Linked DNA regions of Homo sapiens: region 2 is linked to region 1. Evidence: chromatin loops called from intact Hi-C (ENCODE). Cell type or tissue: PC-9. All regions are shown on one strand. Each heading gives the region's core, and the rest is flanking DNA. Links, peaks and the distances in the headings are about the cores only.

Region 1 (4,409 bases), core at 339-4,338:
CCCCTCCTCCCACCTCTTCATGAAAAGGAGCTCTTTCTTTCTGGGAAATAGGCTAATATGCTGAGAGTAGAGGAAGGAGAAGAAGGAAAGAAAACCACGTAGGCTGGGAATGGAGAAGGAGATTTTCTGGGAATCACAGAGACTGATAGAGACATGGAAACACCAGAGAGAAGTGGCTGAGAGGAAACAGGAAAATAAAGCATTGTGTAGATCATGTATTTGTATCCCTTTTATTGCCTTTAAAAAGTAGCAAGTAAATAATAGGATTGATTATTGAGTAATCTGGGTTGTTGAATAGTGTGTCCTGAAGAGAACATTCATCAATAATTGAATGTGAGTTTATAGGATTTGGGGAACACATTTGTTATATAGTCAGAGAACCCCCCAAAGAAGGCCTGTTTCTCCTGGAGAGCTTGCCACTTTATAGTTAATAAAGGTAAGAAGAAGCTTCTTTTTCAAACATTTTCAGGATTTAACCATTCACAGCTTCTCCTGATCTCCATTCGGAAGGACCCATAGAGTCCAGCCCTTGTGTGGGCGATAATGAGAATGTGCTTACATGGAGCTGGATGAAAGAGGCAGAAATCAGTATCACTAGTTTAAAGGTTTATGAGGCTTAGTTAATTAAAGCTTTTAATTTGCACGGGAACCCAAAGAAGCTAATCTTTGTCAGATCCAAACAGTAAGATGACTAGCCATTCTGGTTTTCCCATAATGATGAGGTTTCCTGAGATGGAGAACTTCCAGTGCTAAAACCAGGACATTCCTAGGCGAACTGAGATCAACTTAGCATTCCTCTTCCTCACAGACTCAAGTTTTCTTCCATTTAAAATGCTGTTACAGACTGAATGCTTCTTTCTAACATGTTCCCTGTGCATCAGATCTCTGCTAAATAATGGAGTCCTAGAACTGGAAGGGATGCTTAGATGTCATGAGGTCATCCACTGCCTTCCAGTAGGTTTCATTCAGCTGGGCTGTTTAGATCATCTGCTCCTAAAAAACGATGTGCTGGGAAACAGAGTCCACAGATAGTGTAGAGTCTGATACTTAGTCTGTAATTTTATAATCCTTACTATTTGCTATTTGAATATCTTTCATATTATGTGGTTTCTTTTTTTCTTACACGTTATTATAGGATTGAGAGGTGTGGCTGCCAGTTTCTGCAGAGGAATTATGGAGGTTGAGTTTAGAAGTTCATGGTTCTAGCAATAGCCATGGTTTGGGGGGAAATTACTGCTTTGTTTTGGCAAATGTAAATATAAGTTTTCAGGAAATATGTGCCTAAATTAAGAGTGCAGTGTTTAGACGGTTCCCCCAAACTGCTGTTAAAACTATAAGGAGATTGGCTTGTCTCATTGATAAGGAAGAAAGTTGCTAATATTTTATTTCCTGCTTGTTTTATTAATTCTTTATATTTGATATTCTCTTATATCCTACTCAAATATGTGTATAGATCTCAATAATTCTAAAAGTTCAGGGAATGGAATTCATTTTTTTTGGTAAATATATTGCCGTTTTCTATCTCATTAGGGTAGACAATTTGTCTATCTCAATTGGCCAAACTGCTATTGGGTCGCAGTCGCCTTAGCTTGTGTAAACTATAAAGAACTGGTTCAGATACTCTATATGGAACTCTGTCAAATTCTGGTTCCCAAACCTTGGCTCAGTTTAAGACTTCAAGATACACACATAAATGTAAATAAATAAATTAAAAGTATATATATATATTTATTGTTGTTGTTGTTATTGTTAGATAGATTGTTTTGTCCCAAAGGTATAACCAGTACGTGGTCACTATAGTAAATACATAAATTACAGAAAAATAATAGGAAGAAGAAGAAAATTACTCTGATTCCACCTAAAGATAGTGATTGATTTGGGGGTATTTCTTTTTGCTCTTTATTTCTATGTAGTGTTGTTTGTTTCACATATTATAATATTGCATCCTACCCTTTTCACTTATAATTATAACACAAGCATTTTTCCATTTAATCATGAACTCTTTTTAAATAACATGTGTAATGGTTGCACAACATTCCATGGCATGCTGTAGCATTTCAGTAGAACATAGCTCGGTGGAGGAGACAACAGTATACACATAGAGTAAGCTTAGATTATGTTCTCAAATTAGTTAGGCAAGAATGTAAAATCTGATGGGCAGCAAGGTGTCCTCAGAGGATGGGAGCAGATGCAGGATAAATCAGCATGGCTTCTCTTACTCTGTGCTGATCCTCATGAGGCACGTGGCTGCAGCTGATATCCTTCATAGCGGGTCTCTGGATCTGGAAAGCTCCACAATCCTTTCACCACCCTTTTATATGCTTCTTGGAAGAATTTACACCAACAAACTATGCATTTTTGTTGAAGATAATTATTACAACATTGAACTTTTCTGGAACCAAACTCAGCAAAGAATAGGTGATGTTCTCGTCTTGAAGGACATATAGGGTATCAATTTATTGCCTCACAGCTACAAATTCACTCTTCATTGCATGCTCTGAGAAAATGGATATGGGCCCTTTAAATATTTTTCTTTGCCAGATGGCACCATGTTAATCTTTGTCGGTAGAGGGTGCATGAGAGACATGATAGGAGGAACGGGCTTTGCTTCCTGGTCTGACCATTTTTATATGCAAGCTCCTGGAATGCCTGTGGTTTCTCCAGCACCTGGGTCCTGCTGGCAACCAGCAGCACCCAGTGGCCAGCAGCGTACTCTTTCACCTCTTCTTGGGTGACTTTGTGGAATGCTCCAATGTGACATCTCCCTGTGAACGCCTTTCCTGACACCCTAAAAAGTGTCAGGAATTTCCAGCAAGTTCCAGAGAGCAGGTTTCCAGCAAGTTTGGTCAGTATGACACCACAGCGATATCTCTGCCATTCACTGAACTTGGATTCTTCCTTCTTCAGTGAGGTATGGATTTCAACCCTGGATTGGGAAGTGGCTGGGGACCCTTCCCTGGGCACTGTATCCCAGCCCTGGGGACAGTGGCTGCTTCATATTCCCGTATCCATTAGCATTCTCTTCTTTTTTTTTTTTTCCTTTCCAACTTTTATTTTAGGTTCAGGGGTACATGCGCAGGTTTGTTACATGGGTAAACTATATGTGATGGGGGTTTGGTGTACAGATTATTTCATCACCCAGATAATAAGCATAGTACTTGACAAGTAGTTTTTCAATCCTCACCCTCCTCTCACCCTCCACCCTCAAGTAGGCCCAGGTATTTAGTTTCCTTCTTTCTGTCCATGTGTACTCAATGTTTAGCTTCCACTTATAAGTGAGAACGTGAAGTATTTATTTTCTGTTCTTGCATTAAATTGCTTAGGATACTGGCCTCTAGCTCTATTCATGTTGCTGAAAAGGACAAGATTTCACTGTTTTTTATGGCTGCGTAGTATTCTGTGGTATATAATATGTACCACATGCTCATTATCCAGTCCACCATTGATAGGCATCTAAGTGGATTCCATGTCTTTGCTATTGTGAATAGTGCTGTGATCAACATATGCATGCATGTCTTTATGGGAAAATTATTTATGTTCCTTTGTGTATATACCCAGTAATGGGATTGCTGGCAGTTCTGTCTTAAATTCTCTGAGAAATCTCCAGACTGCTTTCCACAGTGGCTGAACTAATTTACGTTCCCAACAGCAGTGTGTATGCATTCCCTTTGCTCCACAACCTCACCAGCATCTGTTATTTTTTGACTTTCTAATAATAGCCATTCTGACTGGTGTGAGATGGTATCTCATTGTGGTTTTGATTTGCATTTCTGTAATGATTAGTGATATTGAGCTTTTTTTCATAGGCTTGTTGGCTGCATGTATGTCTTCTTTGGAGAAATGTCTGTTCACGTCATTTGCCCATTTTTTAATGGGGTTGTTTGTTTTTTGCTTGTTAATTTATTTAAGTTCCTTATAGATTCTGGATAGTAGACCTTTGGTGTATGGTTTGCAAATATTTTCTCCCATTCTGTAGGTTGTCTGTTTACTCTGTTGATAATTCCCTTTTTTGTGCAGAAGCTCTTTAGTTTAATTAGATCCCACTTGTCAATATTTGTTTTTGTTGCAATTGCTTTTGAAGTCTTTGTCATGAAATTTTTGCCAGGGCCTATGTCCAGAGGGTACTTGCTAGGTTTTCTTCTAGGGTTTTCATAGTTTTAGGTTTTACATTTAAGTATGTAATCCATCTTAATTTGTGTATATGGTGTAAGGAAGGGGTCCAGTTTCCATTTTCTACATATGGCCAGCCAGTTATCCTAGCACCATTTATAAAATAGGGCATCCTTTCCCCATTGCTTGTTTTCATTGACTTTGTTGATTATCAGTTGTAGGTTTCTGGCTTTATTTCGGAGTTCTCTAACCTGTTCCATTGGTCTATGTGTCTGTTTTTGTATCAGTATCATACTGTT
Region 2 (4,409 bases), core at 196-4,195, 73 kb before region 1:
AAGTCAGGCAGAACCCAATAAAATTATTAAATATGTATATATGTCTCTGTCACTGTCCCTTTTCCATCTCTTCCTTTCTGGTCCTGTCCTGAAGAAGAGACTCCTACATACTACTTGTATCTATTGTTGCTACTAATTCTTGTTAACTGATGTGCTGACAAATAAGAACCAAACATAGAATTATTTTGGGAAGGTGGTGGATATTATAAAGCCCACCCATTTCTGCACTTCCCTACATTTCTCAGACTCCTGTGCAGTTAGGTTGGCCATGTGACTGATTTCTGGCTAATGGAATGTGGGTGGAAATGGTGTTCTCTACTTGTAAGCTTCTTGATCTTCCATGCTCTGAATCTGAAATATCCTGCATATCTACCATGCTCTCCTTATCTCATTCCTGGTCCTCTAAAATGGCTCCAGACATCTGCATCAGACTTTGCATGAGCAAGAAATACTTTTATCATGTTAGTCTGCTGAGATTCCAGCTTATTCTGTAACATAGCATTGCTGACTCTGATCAATGCATAGGGGTATTCTCAATTTTATGGGTGACTACTAACGGTATTTAAGTTAAAAATGGATGAAACTAGGCTGGGTGTGGTGGCTCATGCCTGTAATCCCAGCACTTTGGGAGGCCGAGGTGGGTGGATCACAAGGTCAGGAGTTCAAGACCAGCCTGGCCAATATGGCGAAACCCCGTCTGTACTAAAAAATACAAAAATTAGCCAGGCGTAGTGGTGAGCACCTGTAGTCCAAGCTACTTGGGAGGCTGAGGCAGGAGAATCGCTTGATCTCGGGAGGCGGAGGTTGCAGTGAGCCAAGATCGTGCCATTGCACTCCAGCCTGGGCAACAGAGTGAGACTCTGTCTCAAAAAAAAAAAAAAAAAAGGGTGAAACTAATGATGGAATGATACGCATTGAGGTGACTCTTTAGGGATAAAGGAGAACTCTTCTGGTACAGACTTAAGTTACATCATAAAGATACCCTCCTTGAGCCCTAAGGCTGTTTCTTGACATCAGAACTTATCTTTTATGTGCCTGGTCCTGCTCCCATCATGTTTTCAGTTTTTTTCTTTTTTTTCTTACTTACAGAGTGGGGTGATTAATACCCATGTGATGGAATTATTGTGGAGATTAAAAGAGGTGCCATATGTAAAATGTCTAGACCAGCGCCTAGCACATAGCAGGCGCCAGAGCCATCCTGGGAGAGCATCAGAAATGCGATCCCATAATTAACTTTGTAAACTTCTGATGTGATTCACAGATGGGTGTTATTTACATTAGTGACATCTAGTAGTTTTAAAGTTCTTACTTAAAATTTGAACTCTCTAAATTTCAGTGTCATAGGGCTCTGACTACTCTGCCCAAGTTGCTGCACTGATAAGTGTCCAATAAATGTTAGGTATCTATTGTTGTTTTCCTATTGTTCTTCAAAAGGAGGTGAAAGTAACATTGCCATTGTGGGGATTGTTTGTTCTACAGGCTTGGGCTGGGAAGGCCGGATCTCCATGGCCAGGCTGTTAGCTGGGCAGTGGTGTGCAACTGATTGGACTGGTGCCAGTCTGACTGACTCGTTTTAAAGGTCAGAACAACTAGACTGAACCATGGGCATAATAACTATATGTTCTAATCATGCTTATCCTCAAATTGTTTCTTTCTGTAAACAAAAGCAGGAAGAGCATCACATGGGGGTGGAATGGTGCATTTCGAAAGACCTGAGATCAGACCTCCATAGTTCCCAGCTTTGCTGCTGTGTGACAGTGCAGACTTATTTAACCTCTGTGGCTTCATTTCCTCACCTTTGAAATGAGAGCATTAGACTAGAGGATCTTAAGGGTCCTTTCTCTAACCTACCAGAACCTAAACATAGTTGAAGTTCCACATGACTCAGCCTCTGTGAAAGAATGAATTCAAAGGAATGGTCTGGTATCTAAATGGTAATTAGGATTCTTCAAATATTTTTGCAGTCTCTCAGTAAACTGCCAAAGTGGAGTGTGCATTTTTTTTTTTTGGAACGGAGTATTCTTTTTTAAAAAACAGCTTTATTGAGGCGTCATTTACATACCATACAATTCATCCATTTAAAGTATACAATTCGATGTTAGTGTGGGGTATGCATTCTTACTATAGAAAAAGCATCTTAAAATCTACTTTACTGTTATCTTCATTTTCTTCCATATGGATATCAGGTGATCCCCAAAGCTCTTAATCTCCAACTATTATCTCACAAACCCCAAACTCCCTGGCACCTATTCCACATGATTTTCTGGTCTCTCTCCCTCCTTCCTCTTGCTGCCTCTCTCAGCTCTTTAATATATACACAAACGGGGATTTCTCCACTCTTCTGTTTTCCCTCTATTTGCTCATTATTTAGATTCTGAGCAACAAATGAGAGTCCAAGAGCAACCTGAGCAGGTGAGACATTTTCCCTATTAGACATGAAAAAGAGGCATGGATGTGAAGTCCCACACCTAAATATTCTTTTAAATTTCTATTGCCCTATGGGCACACCGTGACTTACTCTTCCACTTGTTCTTCCTCTGGGCAGTTCCAGTCAGCTTTGCCATTGTGCATAACAGGAAGTGGAGTGCTCTTGCAAGGAAGGCCTAGAGTTTCAGGAGACAAACCATTGAGTTAATTTCTAACAGATTAACACAGATTCCACTTGTCTCGTTCATGCTATAAAACTGCAAGCCTACAGTTGCCTTTGTTTTCACTTCTACCTAAGATGAGCAGGGCTCTGATGCTATCTCTGGGATGGCATGGGTGTGTCTGTGCAAGGGCAGGCCTTCCTTGTCTGCCAGAGCAGGCCCCTGCCTGATAAGGCCACGCCAGGCCTCTCAGCTCCCTAGGGAGTCATCCCATGCATTGTGAAAATTTTACCATGACCCAGTTTGTTCCGTGTGTTGTTTTATTGAATTTCATACTGATGAACGTCAATTATTATTAAGTACCTGCTGTGTTCCAAATATGCCCTAAGCATTTTGTGTAATACAAGGGGGTCCTCAGCATCATGTAGTTTTAAAATGGAGATGTATAATGATAATTGACATTATCATATTAGAACTAAATAGAAGCTTATCTTTTAGGGCAAATTTGAATTCTTTTTTAAAAAAATTGCAAGTGTCTTTGTAATTGATTAATAAACAATACATTGTTTATTGTAAATTTTTTTGTAATACAGAGATGCATGAAGAAGAAAGTATAAAGGATGAGAAATTCTGCTTCCTAGAAATAACTACTGTTAGAGTTTTGATGAACATTCTTTGAGACATCTTGCTATACATACACACACATATATATTATACATACATAATTTTACATAAATGGATTTATAATATGCTTACTATTTGTAACCTGCTTTTTTTTTTCCACTCAGCAGTATGTCAGGAACTGGTTTCCCTATCAATAAATGTAGACCCACCTAATTATATCCAAATGTAGCAGAATGTTCAATTGTATCACCATAAGTTATTCAACTAATCCCTTATTAATGGAATTTAAATAATTTCTAATTCCTTAAAATATTATAAGCAATCATTGCACCTGTCTGCAGTTATACTCTTAGCACGCATTCCCTGGACGTGGATTTGCTGGGTCAAAGGATATGAGCATTGAAACTTTTGAGACGTAATGCCACACTTGGCTCAAACACCAACCCCCTTGATTCAGATGCTGTTGATGACCCACTCATATCTTCTTGGTCCACTCCGGAGGTCTCTCAGATGGAACAAGTTTATAGCCTGTTGAGTGTCTCCACCAGGAATATTTGCTAGCTGTGGAGCCCGTTCACAGGCAGGGAAGCATGAAGTGCTGGAAGTGCACTGGGAGTTAATGTGACCCCTAACTACAAAATGATGGGAACTGGTGGATAAATGCTCCAGTTTCCTTTCCCCGAGGTGGGACTATTCTAATGTGTGTTGTACACAGTCCCTAGGAGAATTTAGTCTAGTTGCCTGTAGTAGTATCCTGCTCATTTAACTCACAAGTTATTTGCTTTCCTCCCTTACTACCTGACTGCCCCACTCCTTTACTGGGCTTCGTGGGACTTCTACTCAAATCCTAGTCTCAGGGTCTGCTTTTGCAGGAGCCCAAATGAAGACATCCTTCATATTACAGGTGAAAGTTGTGGTAGGTACAATAATGGCCCCTTAAAGATATCCATATCTTAGATCGCTGGAACTTGTGAAAACATTACCTTACTTGGAAAAAGGGACTTTCGAAATGTAATCACATATGTAATCACATCTTAAGAACCTTGAGATAGGAAAGTTATCCTGTATTATCTGGGTGGCCCTGGTATGATCACAAGGGTCCTTAAAAGTGGAGAAGAGAGGCAGAAGAAGAGAGTCAGAAGGAGATGTGAAGAATCAGAGATGCAGCATTTCTGGCTTTGAAGATGGAGGAGGGCC

What was found. A loop is a pair of places that touch in the nucleus more often than their neighbours do. Peaks named below come from ENCODE experiments on the same cell type or tissue, not always from the same donor. Only the 100,000 strongest peaks of a DNase experiment are listed, where the experiment ranks them.
Region 2: a loop joins it to region 1, with 11 times the contacts of the local background. A loop is called at or near these places in 2 of 110 quality-filtered maps.

Annotation. Positions count from the first base shown.
Region 1 is chr4:128,425,388-128,429,796 of GRCh38, forward strand. It overlaps LINC02615 (long intergenic non-protein coding RNA 2615), which reads left to right and starts at 2,629. Exons shown (of 9, transcript NR_125882.1): 1 at 2,629-2,911. In PC-9, for the core only: CTCF peaks have their summits at 2,563 and 2,770; a DNase peak (open chromatin) is centred at 2,674.
Region 2 is chr4:128,352,801-128,357,209 of GRCh38, forward strand. No RefSeq gene overlaps it. Among named protein-coding and RNA genes, the nearest start is that of PGRMC2, 67 kb to the left of the region's middle. In PC-9, for the core only: no CTCF peak of the experiment used is centred there; DNase peaks (open chromatin) are centred at 1,251 and 1,771; H3K4me3 peaks cover 455 bases; H3K27ac peaks cover 2,987 bases.